Linked DNA regions of Mus musculus: region 2 is linked to region 1. A link is a loop called in an ENCODE intact Hi-C map of the cell type or tissue named here. Cell type or tissue: heart. All regions are shown on one strand. Links, peaks and the distances in the headings refer to the core of each region. The heading gives the core; the rest is flanking DNA.

What was found. Hi-C counts contacts between places; a loop is a spot of excess contacts. Peaks named below come from ENCODE experiments on the same cell type or tissue, not always from the same donor. Only the 100,000 strongest peaks of a DNase experiment are listed, where the experiment ranks them.
Region 2: it touches region 1 in a loop (2.4-fold over the local background); 3 of 42 quality-filtered maps call a loop at or near these places.

The regions. Positions count from the first base shown.
Region 1 is chr7:4,520,078-4,528,121 of GRCm38, reverse strand. Tnni3 (troponin I, cardiac 3) reads left to right here and starts at 5,594. Exons shown (of 8, transcript NM_009406.4): 1 at 5,594-5,817; 2 at 6,040-6,052; 3 at 6,220-6,306; 4 at 6,736-6,777; 5 at 7,028-7,159; 6 at 7,595-7,684. The coding sequence starts at 5,807. Dnaaf3 (dynein, axonemal assembly factor 3) reads left to right here. Exons shown (of 12, transcript NM_001033548.3): 5 at 12-169; 6 at 498-680; 7 at 903-1,028; 8 at 1,133-1,255; 9 at 1,591-1,708; 10 at 3,867-3,978; 11 at 4,110-4,184; 12 at 4,263-5,189. The coding sequence ends at 4,806. In heart, for the core only: CTCF peaks have their summits at 3,709 (motif pointing right) and 6,689; DNase peaks (open chromatin) are centred at 4,121, 4,281, 5,601, 6,501 and 1 weaker place; H3K4me3 peaks cover 1,911 bases; H3K27ac peaks cover 3,170 bases.
Region 2 is chr7:4,293,704-4,300,225 of GRCm38, reverse strand. No RefSeq gene overlaps it. Among named protein-coding and RNA genes, the nearest start is that of Ncr1, 41 kb to the left of the region's middle. In heart, for the core only: a CTCF peak has its summit at 2,849 (motif pointing left); no DNase peak of the experiment used is centred there.

The sequences.
Region 1 (8,044 bases), core at 1,691-6,690:
CCCTCCTCCAGAGCGGAGTGAGACCTTCCTGGAGCTGTGGGGGAACGCGCTGCTGCGACCCTCGGTAGCTGCCTTCCTGCGCGCTCAGGCTAGCCACCTGGCTAATCTGGTCCTGGAGCCTGATCGCCTGGAGGAGCAACTACCCTGGCTTAGTCTTCGGCTGCTCAAGGTGCCACAGCTGCCCACCTTTGTTGGAGGGAAGTGGAATTTGCTTGAAATTTGGGTGGCTGCAGGAAGAATGGAAATGAGCAGTTCAGAGGAATTGAGGGGCTGGAGCAGGCTGGCGTGTGTGTGTGTGTGTGTGTGTGTGTGTGTGTGTGTGTGTCCTAATTCCACAATTCCACCTCTGTAACTCCCACTACTGTGGCCTAGGGTTAGGGGAGACTTTGCTCTCTGTGCCTCATTTTTTCCGCCCCCATAATCACTACCACCTAATGGGATGGAAGGGGAGCCCTCACTGCGTCTCTGTCACTCTCCATGTTTTCCTGGCTGTGCAGTTCCGCGAGCGGGATGCCCTGGAGGCCGTGTTCCGTTTCTGGTCTGGTGGGGAGAAGGGACCTGAAGTCTTTCCCATGAGTCGCCTTTGGGACTCGAGGTTGCGCCACTACCTGGGTTCCCGCTACGATGCCCGGCGTGGTGTTGCCGACTGGGACCTACGCATGAAGCTGCATGATCGAGGGGTGAGGAAGCTTTGAAGCAGGTGGCCAGCATCTGAGTCCAGAGAGAAGGAAGAGGGCGGAGACTCCGCCCCCATATATGAGGAAGGGGGTCTAAACTCCTACCTAGGTCTGAGGAAGGAGGTCTGGACCCTGGAGTTTGAAGTTGGAGGAATTCCTATAGGTATAAGGTTGGGGTTCCTATACCAGATTAATCAGGGCCTTTTTCCCTATCCTCTACTCCAGGCCCAAGTTATCCATATCCAGGAATTCCGACGCTGGCGGGATACAGGTGTTGCCTTTGAACTCAGAGACTTGAGTGCTTACCATGTGCCCAACAGGACTCTGGCATCAGGTCGCCTCCTGAGCCACGTGCGTGTCTACCGCAGGCCTGGACTGCGTATTTTAGGTATCTACCAGTACAGGTCCCCAATTTGGACCTCACTTGCGATCTCATACCTTTGGTTTTTTTCCAGCGTGGGGAACGCGTGGCTGCGCGCGGATACTGGGGGGACATCGCCACGGGGCCCTTTATGGCTTTTGGCATCGAGGCGGACGACCAAAGCCTCTTACGGACGAGAAACGGACAACCAGTCAAGGTGTGGGCCTGGTGGGGCTAGGGTTAGGGCCAGCAGACAAGTTCCTGTTCTCGGCCTTCCAAGCCTGCCTTTTCCGCCTAGTAGCGCCAACGCTTTTTTGAGCTCCACCTCTTATTTTGGTCCAGTGTCTCCATCCAAGTAACAGGCTCTGTCCCCAACTTCTTGGTCCCTATCTTGGAGAGCTATGATCCAGTTCTCTTACTAAGTCCTAAATCCAGCCCCGGAAAAGTAACAAGGAATTCTAGTTTGGGGCTGGCTGTATACATTAAGCCCCGCCCCTACCCACCCCTATTGTTCAAAGCCTAACCTCTGCACCTCCCCCTTTCTCCCCGCAGACTGCGAGCGAGATCACGCAGCACAACGTCACAGAGCTGTTCCGAGAAGTAGCCGCCTGGAGGGGCCCGAGAGCCATCCAGGGGAATGTGGAGGAGACAGAGTCGCCCGAGCCAGATGGTAGGTAGCCAGCAGCTGCAAACTGCAGATAGTCACTGTTTTTTCCCCAAGCTTTGACGGAGCTGGTTTGGAATACCTGGACAGTTGCTCTCTCGTTGATATTCGTTCTCTTTTTCTCTCTTGTCCTCCCTTTCCCAAACCCTGAACCCCACCAGTAGGATTCTCAGCCCTCTCTGGAGTTCTAACTGGGAACCTTTACATTCCTCCCTACACCCTTTCCCTACATGGATTCTGGCTGTCCTTCTTTCTATTCCAGTCCTTAACTCACCTCTCCCTAGGTGCCTTCATTCAAGGGACCATTCACTTTCTTTCCTGTCTGTAAAATGGGTCTCTGCCTCGTGGGCCCACCTCCCCAGATTTGCAGCAATTCAGTTCAGCCAAAGGATTAAAAAAAAGGAAGGCTTCTAGAAAGACATGGAAGGTCGATAATATAGCTCAGCAAGGAGACGTGCTTGCCGTCAGGGCCTTGTAGCTCAAGTTCTATCCCTGGGATCCAAGTAATGGTGGACAGAGAGAGATGACTCAGTAAAGGTTGCCACCTGACCTACACACACTTACCGAGGCACACACCATCACCAAAATAAATAAATAAATAAATAAATAAAATAACTTTAAAGAAAAGGCTAAGAAAGTTGGGCGTGGACAGTGAATGCCTGTCACTCAGAAGGCTGAGGCAGGAGAAAATGCCTGGTTTGGGTCACAATTCCAGATATCTTCAGCTACAAGAGCCTGACTCAAAACAAAAGTAGAAAATAGGGAGTGTTGCCCCTTCTTAGAATTGGGAACAAAACACCCCATGGAAGGAGTTACAGAGACAAAGTTTGGAGCTGAGATGAAAGGATGAACCATCCAGACACTGCCCCACCCGGGGGTCCATCCCATAATCAGCCACCAAACGCAGACACTATTACATACGCCAGCAAGATTTTGCTGAAGGGACCCTGATATAGCTGTCTCTTGTGAGGCTAAGCCAGTGCCTGGCAAATACAGAAGTGGATGCTCACAGTCAGCTATTGGATGGATCACAGGGCCCCCAATGAAGGAGCTAGAGAAAGGACTCAAGGAGCTGAAAGGGTCTGCAACTCTATAGGTGGAACAACAATATGAACTAACCAGTACCCCCCAGAGCTCATGTCTCTAGCTGCATTTTTAGCAGAAGATGGCCTAGTTGGCCATCATTGGGAAGAGAGGCCCATTGGTCTTGCAAACTTTATATGCCCCAGTACAGGGGAATGCCAGGGCCAAGAAGTGGGAATGGGTGGGTAGGGGAATTGTGGGGGCGAGGGTATAGGGGACTTTCGGGATAGTATTTGAAATGTAAATGAAGTAAATACCTAATAAAAAATTGGAGGGAAAAAAAGAAGATAAGTATCCCAAGCTTTTGTCCCCGCTGGCAAGAACACACTCGGGACAACCGGAATCTTCTGCGGCAAAGCTTTATTGCTTACTTCTCAGGAAGACCCTGACCCCAGAAAATGGAGTCGCTTATATAGCCCTCAGCCATGGTGTTTCAGCACCTGATATGGCATGTCAGCTCCTGATTTGTTGCTCGCTCATCACCCCACTACTACGCCCTGAGATGGGCAGTGACTAGGAGTGAGTTCACTCTCGCACCTGCGTACAGGGCTTGTTTACTAGTTAGGCACAGCGGAGGCCAGCGCCATCTTATAATGGCGATTGCTCTCGGCACTGCTCTCCACAGATAAGGAGTGTAAATTCCAATATTCTTTGCAACTTGTGTGCACATCTCTTTGACTCTCAAGATTTATATTCATAGCCGGGCTGTGGTGGAGCACACCTTTAATCCCAGCACCTGGGAGGCAAAGGCAGAGGCAGGTGGATTTCTGAGTTCGAGGCCAGCCTGGTCTACAGAGTGAGTTCCAGGACAGCCAAGGCTACACAGAGAAACCCTCTCTCTCTCTCTCTCTCTCTCTCTCTCTCTCTCTGTGTGAGCATGTGAGCGCCTGCGCAAGCACACATGTAGGTGCCTTCGGAAGCCACAAGAGGGCACCATGTCCCCAGAAACTAGAGTTAAAGGTGGTTATAAGCTTGGGTTCTGGGTGCAAACTCAGGGTCTCTGAAAGAGTATCAAACCCGCTTAGCAACTGAGCCAGTTCTTCAGCCCCAGATCTGACCTCTTTCTTCCCTTCTCTTTCAGTGCCTGCTCAAGAACCCTTCACTATCCACTTTCTGCCTCTCGATTCTTCGCAGACTCTCCACCACAAGACTTGCTACCAGGGCCGGTTCCAGCTCCTCTACGTGTCCTGTGGGTAAGAGACCTAGGATTGGGCCCCAGTTTATTCGTTGTCAGAAGCCGGAACTTAAGCTTTGCAGTCTCCATCCTGCTCTGGACCTCCGTCCCCACCTGTGTATCTCAGCTCCTAGTCCTTTCTCTCCTTAGGATGGTCCATCTTCTCAGCCCTGAGCTCGGGGCTTGCGTGGCCCCCGGAGGGAACCTGGTTGTGGAATTAGCTCGGTGAGCCAGAGGAGTGGGGTGGGAAGGTCACAGCTGGGCCAAAAGCCAGGTCTCCTCACACACAGTTTCCCAACATAGGTACTTGGTGGACCTGCGGCCCAAGGAGTTGAAGGCGTTCTCTGACCGCGTTGTAGAGATAGCGCGGGTGGCTGGGTTCGCCCCTCACACTGCAACCAAACCCTCGGAGACTTTTGCGAGGTTCTACAAGTTAGGGGACTCCACTCCGGGTGGCGGAGACTCAGCTGTGGAATCTGGACCCGCGCCCTCCAAAGTGGAATCTACCCGCGCCCCTCTCCCAGAATCGATAAGTCCGCCCCAGGCTAACCAGGCCCCCTCTCTAGAGGCGATGAGCCCACCCCTGGCTGACCTGGCCCCACCTCTAGAGACAATGTGTCCACCCCAGGCCAACCAGGCCCCTCCTCTAGAAGCGTTGAGCCCATCCAAAGCTGACCAGATCCCACCTCTAGAGGCGATGAGCCCACCCCAGGCTAAGCTAGTCCTGCCTGTAGAAGCAATCAGCCTTCCCCAAGCCGACCTGGCCTCTCCTCCGGAAGTGATAAGCCCACTCCAGGAAGCTATGGCAACGTCCTGGGTGAATGCACCTCCAAAACATGTAACATGAACCCCAGGGACCACGTAGCCCACCTTTAACTGCTGAAGCAGGCCCAGGGATTGACATCACCAGCTCAGCCCACCTGCATGCGGTTTTACTCTGCGTTCCTTCTCAACCCCAGGGATATGACTAGAACTTCAAATTCCTTTCCTGGAACTCTCGGTTGTACTATTTGGGGGGTAGGGGTGAGGGTGGGGGATGGGTCCTAGACTGTTATCTGAGACTTATCCTGACAAGGATCGAAGGCTGAAGGGACAACCCTGGGCTCCAGATCCTCTCTTTTGTCTTGGGCCTTTCTTGACATGCTGCTTTTGGGAAGGACAAGGGCATAGCCTTCCTTGAATGTGATTCAAATAAAAAGCGCAGGGTCACCTCTGTGTGTCCTGTCCTCAGTCGGTCTCCAGTGCCAAGAAGGGTGGGAGCAGCAGGGATGGGTCCCGATTGTGGGTTTGCAAGTGGGCTTGGCTGAATTTCACAGGAGTGAAGGATAAGATCCTTCAAACTAAACATGCCAGGGCCACTGAAACCGACAGAAACGTGGGGGAGAGAAAGGACACACTAGGTCCCAGAAAGACTGCAGTTCAGTGAGGGACCTAGGTGTGAGGACAGAAGGCCGGCATGGATTTCTGGGTATGAACATGGGAAGCTGAAGTCTAGACTCTTGGATTTGAGAGAAGAGGGACCTTGCTCCGGGTTTTCCTAAGTTTGAGGGAGGAGGGAGCTGGGGCGCTAGAGTCAAAGGAGGAGGGGTGTAGATCCTGGGCACCTTGGTTGACCCAACTGGAGCTTTGCACACGGCTCCCCTCACACCCTGTTATCGCTTATCCTGGGCAGGGGAGGAGACAGCAGTATATTTAGTCTTTGTCCTCGCCCCTTATCTCAGTGTCCTCAGTGAGGCTTGAGCAGCCCAGAGGAAACCCAACCTCTAGAGACCTCCAAGGTCACCAGGGACACCCTTCCAGGACCCTCCAGGAATCTCCGATCCTGTTCTCTGCCTCTGGAGATCATCATGGCTGATGAGTATGTGAATCTTCGTAGCCTTGGGGTGGAGACCTCAACAGGGAGAGGTGCGGTGGGTCTTGAGGGTGCAACCAGGTTGGATACTTGTCCTGAGAGAGTAGGAGGCAAGGGTGGTTGGATTTCTGTAGAAATGAGGTAAGAATTTGGGAATCAGACTCCTGGGGTTCAAGAGTCAGGGGACCACCATCAGTGATTTCCTCTTCACGGTTTCTCTCTCTTCAGGAGCAGCGATGCGGTGAGCTGTGAGCTAAGAAGTGGGGTAGGGAACCTTCGGTCCAGAGTGGGTGCTGCAGGGAGAGGACTGGGGACCAGTGGGCAGGGGAACCTGCCGCTAGAGGTGAGGTATCCAGGAAGGGCTGGATGGGAGGGTTTGGGTAGTGATGTAGCCTGCTTCAATTCCAGGCTGGGGAACCGCAGCCTGCGCCTGCTCCTGTCCGACGCCGCTCCTCTGCCAACTACCGAGCCTATGCCACCGAGCCACACGCCAAGGTGGGGCGGGGTCCAAGAGGATGGGCTTCTGGGTTCAAGAATCCTCTGAGACCCAGAAGGGGGCAGGACCAAGGCCCTGGAAAGGGGTGGTAGGGTGATGGGCAGAGCCCTATGGGTGGGGCAGAATTTCAGAAAGGTTCAGGTTGGGCTTGGTGACAGCGGCCTGTGGTTGGGGGGAACTTGCCTACAGCAAGGTTTAGGCGTGAGCGTAGTGGTTAGCAGTGAATAGATAGGCAGTGCGTAGCTCTAGTCGGAGACAAAGATTGGTAGATGGGACCGAGGAGCGTGGCTTCCAGTGGACTCCGCGTTCTGGTTGAAGAATGTCTGACCCGAATGGGTATGCACTCGAGTGGGTCGTGATGCCTTGCAGCTCCACCCAGTGTCCACTTTGGGACCTCACACTGACCTTTCTCCATATCACCTTGGCAGAAAAAGTCTAAGATCTCCGCCTCCAGAAAACTTCAGTTGAAGGTGATGATGAGGTCGCAGTGGGTGGGCTTGGGTGGGCGGAGCTTTGGGGGAGTGGTTTCGCTTCCGGAGTGTGTCAGTCCCCGCCTCCCCCGCCCCCCCCCCCCACGTGCGCGCGGGCAGAAACGAGGCAGGTTTTGAATAAAAGACACAAACTTGGATGTTCGGATATTCTGTCTCTCTGGAGGATGGAGGGAAATTTGTTATTCTTATACTTTTTGGGACTCTGTTGTCTGCTCCAACCATTCCGCAGACTCTGATGCTGCAGATTGCGAAGCAGGAGATGGAACGAGAGGCAGAAGAGCGACGTGGAGAGAAGGGGCGCGTTCTGAGGACTCGTTGCCAGCCTTTGGAGTTGGATGGGCTGGGCTTTGAAGAGCTTCAGGTACCAGTTTACAAAGCAAGGATTCCGGATAAGCCTGGGACCCGAGGTTCCTCATCTCTGGCCTGGCATCCCTTGGGTATCAGGAGCATAAGCACCATCTCAAGTTCTGCTCAGGATCTGCAATCCTTATGCCAAGCAATACGTTCAGCCCTACAGCTTCAAAACCCAGTGTATTTCTCCAGCCTCTATCTGCCAGGTCTCAGAATTCTTAGTTCCCGGCCATATTTCTTTAAGTTCCCTGGAGTGCAGATTCCGGTGTCAGCTTCCTTTCACCCCCTCCTTCCTCAGACTCAGGAGTCCAGACCCCAGCACTCCTCTCTCAAACTCGGGGGTCCAGAGCCTAGGCCTCCTTCCTCAGACCCAGAGGTCTCCTCTCTCAGACCAGGGAACCCAATCTCCAGCCTCCCTCTCAGCATCCACGCGTTCCTTCACCAGGACTTATGCCGACAGCTTCACGCTCGGGTGGACAAAGTGGATGAAGAGAGATATGACGTGGAAGCAAAAGTCACCAAGAACATCACTGAGGTGGGGAGCCCGGGGAAGCCTGGGACCTTCACATTACACCAAGATCTCCAGACTGTAGCTTCGGGCTGGGGGCTATGGACTCTTGTGCTTGAGATAACTCTAAGCAGAAAGCAGGCAGTGGCACAGGTACCTCGTGGCAAAGGAAGCTGTCTCTGCAGAGTAGAGCCTGGGTGGCACAAACGGGCCTGTAGAAACTGAGCATTGAGTTGAGCTCTGGGACAGGGAATAATGATCTGCACAGAGTGGGCTCAAGTTGTGTTAGACGCTGTCTTAGTCACGGTTTCTATTCCTGCACAAACATCATGACCAAGAAGCAAATTGGGGAGGAAAGGGTTTATTCGGCTTATACTTCCATACTGC
Region 2 (6,522 bases), core at 1-5,000, 230 kb after region 1:
TTCCAGTTGAAGATGGCTGGGAGGTGGTCCTTAACCTGTCCAGTTGTACCATGTGATGTTCTTCAGTCTTTCCACCCATCTGTCTTCACTCCACTGTAAGGTCCTCATCATGGCCATTTGTCTAATTACTCTGGAGATACTTCATGAATATCCAGGTCAGTGATGTAGGGCAAACACAAGTAGCAGAGACACACTGAGTTCCTGACTTTAGCTCACATCCTAGGAATGAGTACAGAGAAGGACACAGAGAGCTGGAGGAGGAAACAACAGTTTTCATAGTTCTGGGTGGGTGGGTGGGGGTTATCTAAAGAACAGTCCCCTGCATGGAACTACCTCTTTCCTTAGCAACATCATCTACTTCCATTTCTCTGAAAACAACCATGAGAGCTGTCCTTGCCTCCTTGCTGTTTATGTTTTCTGGGAAAGAATTTCTTGTAGTGGGATCGGGTATGATATTCTCTTCAATATCAATATTCCTCACTCCCCATGTCATCTCTGAGGTTCCTCATGTGAAGTAATTTGTGAGCACTTCAATCCTTAGATTGGCCATGGTGTTATGGTGTCTGAGTTGTTCAGAAATTCAGTCATCACTGATTCGCAGTCCAGGATACAAGTTTTTGAAACATGAGATGTTTATGGTGTTTCATAATGCAGGTGCAGACTGACTGTGTGTGTCTCTATCTACTCTGAGAATTTATAGTCAGTGCATTATATATGACATGTATGAAATCTGCAAGTCATCGTGATCAGGGAAAGAAAAAGAGAAACAAATTATCCCTGAATGAAGAAAGATCCCTTTCACAAAACACAGAGCAGATCTGGGAGTTCGGTGAATGTAGGATTTGCAGAGGTTTCTCTCCATGTGGTGGAAGTAGAGTCAGTAATCCTGGCAAAGACAGGTATCTGTGATTCCAATCCCCCTGTTTTAGATGGTCACTGGAATGTTTCAGCTCATTGCCCACTGAGTTGCCTCCCTTGTATTTGTATAAAGCAGATTTACTCCAGTTTGTTATCCATGGGCATCTGATTCAAATGGGAATGTACCACACTGCAGCCATCCCTGCCAGGTACAACCCTGAGCAGCTGATGCATTTGGAAGATAAGATGCCATCATTCGAGGATGCGCAGTCAGAACTGATGCCCAGGTCAGCCCATGTGGAAAGTCAGGAGCAGGAGAGGGAGACAGAAATGGACAGTTCACAGTATGTCAGAGAAGAAGCAGGAGCTAGAATTGAAGTAGGTAGATGTTTATGGTGGTGCAAAACAGTAAGTGGTATTTGTAGGATTAAAAATTAATTTAGGGTGCTGTGTACATGAGTTGTGAGAGTACTTATTGCACAAGCATGCAGGTCTGAGTTTGAAGCCCAAGAGTTCATGTAGAAAGCTAGACACTGTAGTGCTGTTTAGAATACAGATGGAAAGAGTATTGAGGTTTCCAGCCTAGTTCTAACTTCAGTAAGAAACCTGATCTCAAGGGAGTAATACAGGGAATGGTAGGACAGAACACCCAGCTTTTTCATGTGGTTGTGCACACAGAAACATCCATGTATACACACACTACAAATTAAATGTGGTAAGTAGAGACTTACTTTGTTCTTTTTCTAATTCTCTTAAGTTTATGCTTCAGTTTTTATTTGAGGTATTTCCTACTTCTTTTTTTTTAGTACTTTTGAAGGTTTGCTTTTATTTATTTGTGTGTGTGTGTGCACGTGCATGCACACCTGTGTGCGTGTGTGTGCATGCACTCACATGCATGTGTGTGGAGGGGTGGGAGGGATATGTGCACTTGAGTTCAAGTACCTGATGCTATGCATGGTGTGGCGCTAGAGTTACAGGCAGTTGTGATAAGTCTGACATACTTGTTGGAATCTGAGCTTGGGTCCTCTGAACGAGCAGTACACTATCTCAAAACCCAAACCCTTGTTTAGGATGTTTGGGATATCATCTGGTTATGTATACAACTCTGGACTCAAATGTACAATCCTATTGTCTCAGCTTCTCAAATGCTGGAGTTACAAGTGTGTACCACTATTTCTAATCAGCCCTCCTCCTCCTCCTCCTCTACCACCACCACCACCACCACCACCACCATCACCACACCTCCGTTCTGAAACTGGATCTCTAAATAACTAACTCTGGTTGGCTGGGAATTCAATATATACCAGGCTGGCCTGTAACATTTGTCAATCCTCCTGCTTCTGCCTCCTGAGGGCTAGGATTACAAGCTTGCACCACTAAACCCAGTGATTAAGAATATCTCCTTATCGTGTTCACTAATAAAAGATTCCTGTCTAAGAAGATTCTCTACCACGGCATCATATATAAGCGAAATCACTGGAAATAAACCTTTCCTTTGTGTCACATGATTGTCAGAGGGCACCTATTATTCTCCACTTTGGCTCCTGATTCCACAAATTTTACTGATCAAAAGAGAGCAGTAGCACATTGTATCAATATCAAGTAATTTTTATAGCCTATATCTATAACCTGTATTTCTCTATATACATCATTTTTATACATTGAGTATAACAGGAAAATTCACACTGCACAATATATCCCAAACTTTTCACTACATCCATTTGAAATGGAATAGTCCCATAATCTATCAGGTCCAACAACACCCTTCATTGTATATATGCCTATGACCAGTCACCCCACTATGTCACAGTATCTATCATCTTTCCATGGTTATCTGATTTCCCTGGCCTTGAGAATAAGTGATGGGATATTCCCTCTGTTTGAGCCCAACCCCTCCTGAGTGCTGAACAGGTGCTCTATCTGAGCTACATCCTACACACTGCCCTCCCCAGGGTATAAGTCTCAGAAGAAACAAGTACTGCCCTCTACTGGTAGGACGAGCTACATGTGATGAACTTGCCTCAGGTGACTTGTCTCATCACATGGCATCCAATTTGCCTTCTGTGGTAGATCAGATGTTGAATCACAGCAGTAGCAACATGGTCCCTGCTTTTAAAAAAAGAAGAGGAGGAGGAAGAAGAAGAAGAGGAGGAGGGAGGAAGAAGAAGAGGGGGAGGACGAAAGAAGAGGAAGAGGAGGAACAACAACAGCTGCCTAAGAACTTTTGGTATACACTGGTCCATCATCCTTGTCTCATGATATTGCATTCATAGTCAATGCTTCATTCACCACAGTCAATAAGCACATAGCTGGATAGAGGCTATTAGCTTAGATTAGCAAGCTAATCTTGTGTGTCCATCAGTGCCCAACCAGCTGAGAACTACTCCTGTTACTACTCAGGTCATGCTAATGGTGGGAAGTAGGAGTCTTTAGGTCCTCACCTGCCTTTAGTATTGGGCAAAATCTATGTGCTTGGTCTCTCTGTGTGACTACCCTGACATCCACTCTGTACCTGGGTATTTTGAGTAGGAATTTACTGTTCCTCACTCAACAAGTACAAATCTCCAGTGCTATCTATACAAGACCATGAGAAGTCCCTGAGAATAGAGATCTTAATAGTGGTTACCAGGGTCCTGTGAAGTTCATGAGGCTATAGAAATCAGTTAGTATTTATTTGGATCATGTGCCCACCAATATTTTCTAAGTTCCTCCTGGGTATACAGTGTCTTTTAAATCTATATTTCTAACCATGATAGATCATGGTCATCACTTGGACTTGAGGCTGACATGTGTGCCAACACATTATTGATTTTGCTCTTTGTAAGAAAATGATCTGGGTGTCCCTCAACAGAGGAATGGATGCAGAAAATGTGGTACATTTACACAATGGAGTACTACTCAGCTATTGAAAACAATGATTTTTTTTTTATCTTCGGATGCTAATTTATTAAAAATAATACTTTAATATTATTGGCAAACAGGAAAGTTGTAGGGCAGTGCACCTGAAGTAATCCCAATGTACATGAGCAAAAATTATAGAGTTTTCTATATAACTATCTTTTTAATTCATTAATAACATTTATATACAAAGATTTGGCTTTTATTGGTACCTCAGTTCTTTCTACTATCCTAGAAACACAGTATTTATTCAATTTTTATTAGATATTTTCCTCATTTACAATTCAAATGATATCCCAAAATTCCCTTATACCCTCCCCCCACCCTGCACTCCAATCCACCCACTCCTGCTTCCTGGCTCTGATATTCCTCTGTATTGGGGCATATAATCTTTGCAAGACCAAGGGCCTCTCCTCCCAATGATGGCTGATTAGGCCATCTTCTGCTACATATGCAGCTTGAGACATGAGCTAAGGGGTTACTGGTTAGTTCGTATTGCTGTCCCTCCTATAGGGTTACAGACCCCTTCAGCTCCTTGGGTACTTTCTCTAGCTCCTCCATTGGGGGCCCTGTGTGCCATCCAATAGATGACTGTGAGCATCCACTTCTGTATTTGCCAGGCACTGGCATAGCCTCACAAGAGACAGCTATATCAGGGTCCTTTCAGCAAAATCTTGCTATATGCAATTGTGTCTGCATTTGGTGGTTGATTATGGTATGGATCCCCAAATGGGGCAGTCTCTGCATAGTCTTTCCGTCCATCTCATCTCCAAACTTTGTCTCTGTAACTCCTTACATGGGTATTTTGTTCCCTATTCTAAGAAGGAATGAAGTATCCACACTTCTTCCTTCTTCTTGAGTTTCATGTGTTTTGCAAATTGTATCTTGAGTATTCTAAGTTTCTGGGCTAATATCCACTTAACAGTGAGTGCATATCACGTGAGTTCTTTTGTGATTGGATTACCTCAGTAAGAATGATACCCTCCATTTGTCTAAGAATTTCATAAATTCATTGTTTTTAATAGCTGAGTAAATTGTGTAAATGTACCACATTTTCTGTATCCATTCCTCTGTTGAGGGACATCTGGGTTCTTTCCAGCTTCAAAAACTATTCTCAACAATAAAAGAACCTCTGGGGGTATCACCATGCCTGACCTAAAGCTGCACTACAGAGCAATTGTGATAAAAACTGCATGGTACTGGTAAAGCGACAGACAGGTAGATCAATGGAATAGGATTGAAGACCCAGAAATGAACCCACACACCTATGGTCACTTGATCTTTGACAAGGGAGCTAAAACCATCCAGTGGAAAAAAGACAGCATTTTCAACAAATGGTGCTGGCTTAACTGGCAGTTATCATGTAGAAGAATGTGAATTGATACATCCTTATATCCTTGTACTAAGCTCAAGTCTAAGTGGATCAAGGAACTCCACATAAAACTAGAGACATTGAAACTTATAGAGGAGAAAGTGGGGGAAAACATTGAAGATATGGGCACTGGGGAAAAATTCCTGAATAGAACAGCAATGGCTTGTGCTGTAAGATCAAGAATCAACAAATGCAATGCTCATTAAATTGCAAAGCTTCTGTAAGGCAAAAGACACTGTCAATAAGACAAAAGGGCCACCAACAGATTGGGAAATGATCTTTACCAATCCTAAATCAAATAGGGGACTAATATCCAATATATGCAAAGAACTCAAGAAGCTGGACTCCAGAAAATCAAATAACCCTATTAAAAAGTGGGGCACAGAGCTAAACAAAGAATTCTCAACTGAGGAATAGCGAATGGCTGAGAAGCACCTGAAAAAATGTTCAGCATCCTTAATCATCAGGGAAATGCAAGTCAAAGCAACCCTGAGATTCCACCTCATACCAGTCAGAATGGCTAAGATCAAAAATTCAGGTGACAGCAGATGCTGGTGAGGATGTGGAGAAAGAGGAACACTCCTCCATTGTTGATGGGATTGCAAGCTTGTACAACCACTCTGGAAATCAGTCTGGCGACTAAGAAAATTGGACATAGTATTACCAGAAGATCCAGCAATATCTCTCCTGAGCATATATACCCGGAAGATGTCCCAACTGGTAATAAGGACATGTAACAACCTGAAGCTCACTGAACCAGACCTCGACTTTGTTGCCACTAAGGAGATTATCTAGGCTGGAGCCTGCCTCCCTAGATCACTCTTGTTTAGCCTCTGTCGCTGCTGCTACATGCTGGGAGTCAGCCTAGCTATTTCAGAGACTACATCTGATCCTACTCGTGGTCACCTGCAGCTGGGCTCCAAGGATGAATTGGAGGGAATGGGCTTTCCTCCTCCTTTATAAAGTGTGTCCACCATTAAAAATTTGAGCCTTGATCAGAATCCTGTCTTGGCCCATCTCTCTCTTGTCTACCTAGTTTCCCTTTCTTTCAGCTCCAGGTTGCCTCCCACGCTGGAACCCAGACATGAGAACCGCAGACCTGCCCCAACAATTTGGCGAACCAATGAGGGACCTGGGAATGGCAGAAGACACTGGAAGAAACACTGCTGGCTTGGAGGTCCATGGAAGAAGAAAAGAATTAAAGAAATTTCGTACAGGGGCGCGAAGCAACAGGGAAAAGGTTGCTAAGGGTGCAGTAAGGGCTAAGCTGGAACAGCGCTAAACCTGTGCACTGGATTCACTTAGGTTCAGCAGTGAATTATCGAGAACTAGGAACTCAACAGGCAGGCAGTCGACCACAGCTTCCAGAAGCTGCTTTTTAATTGAGAGAAATA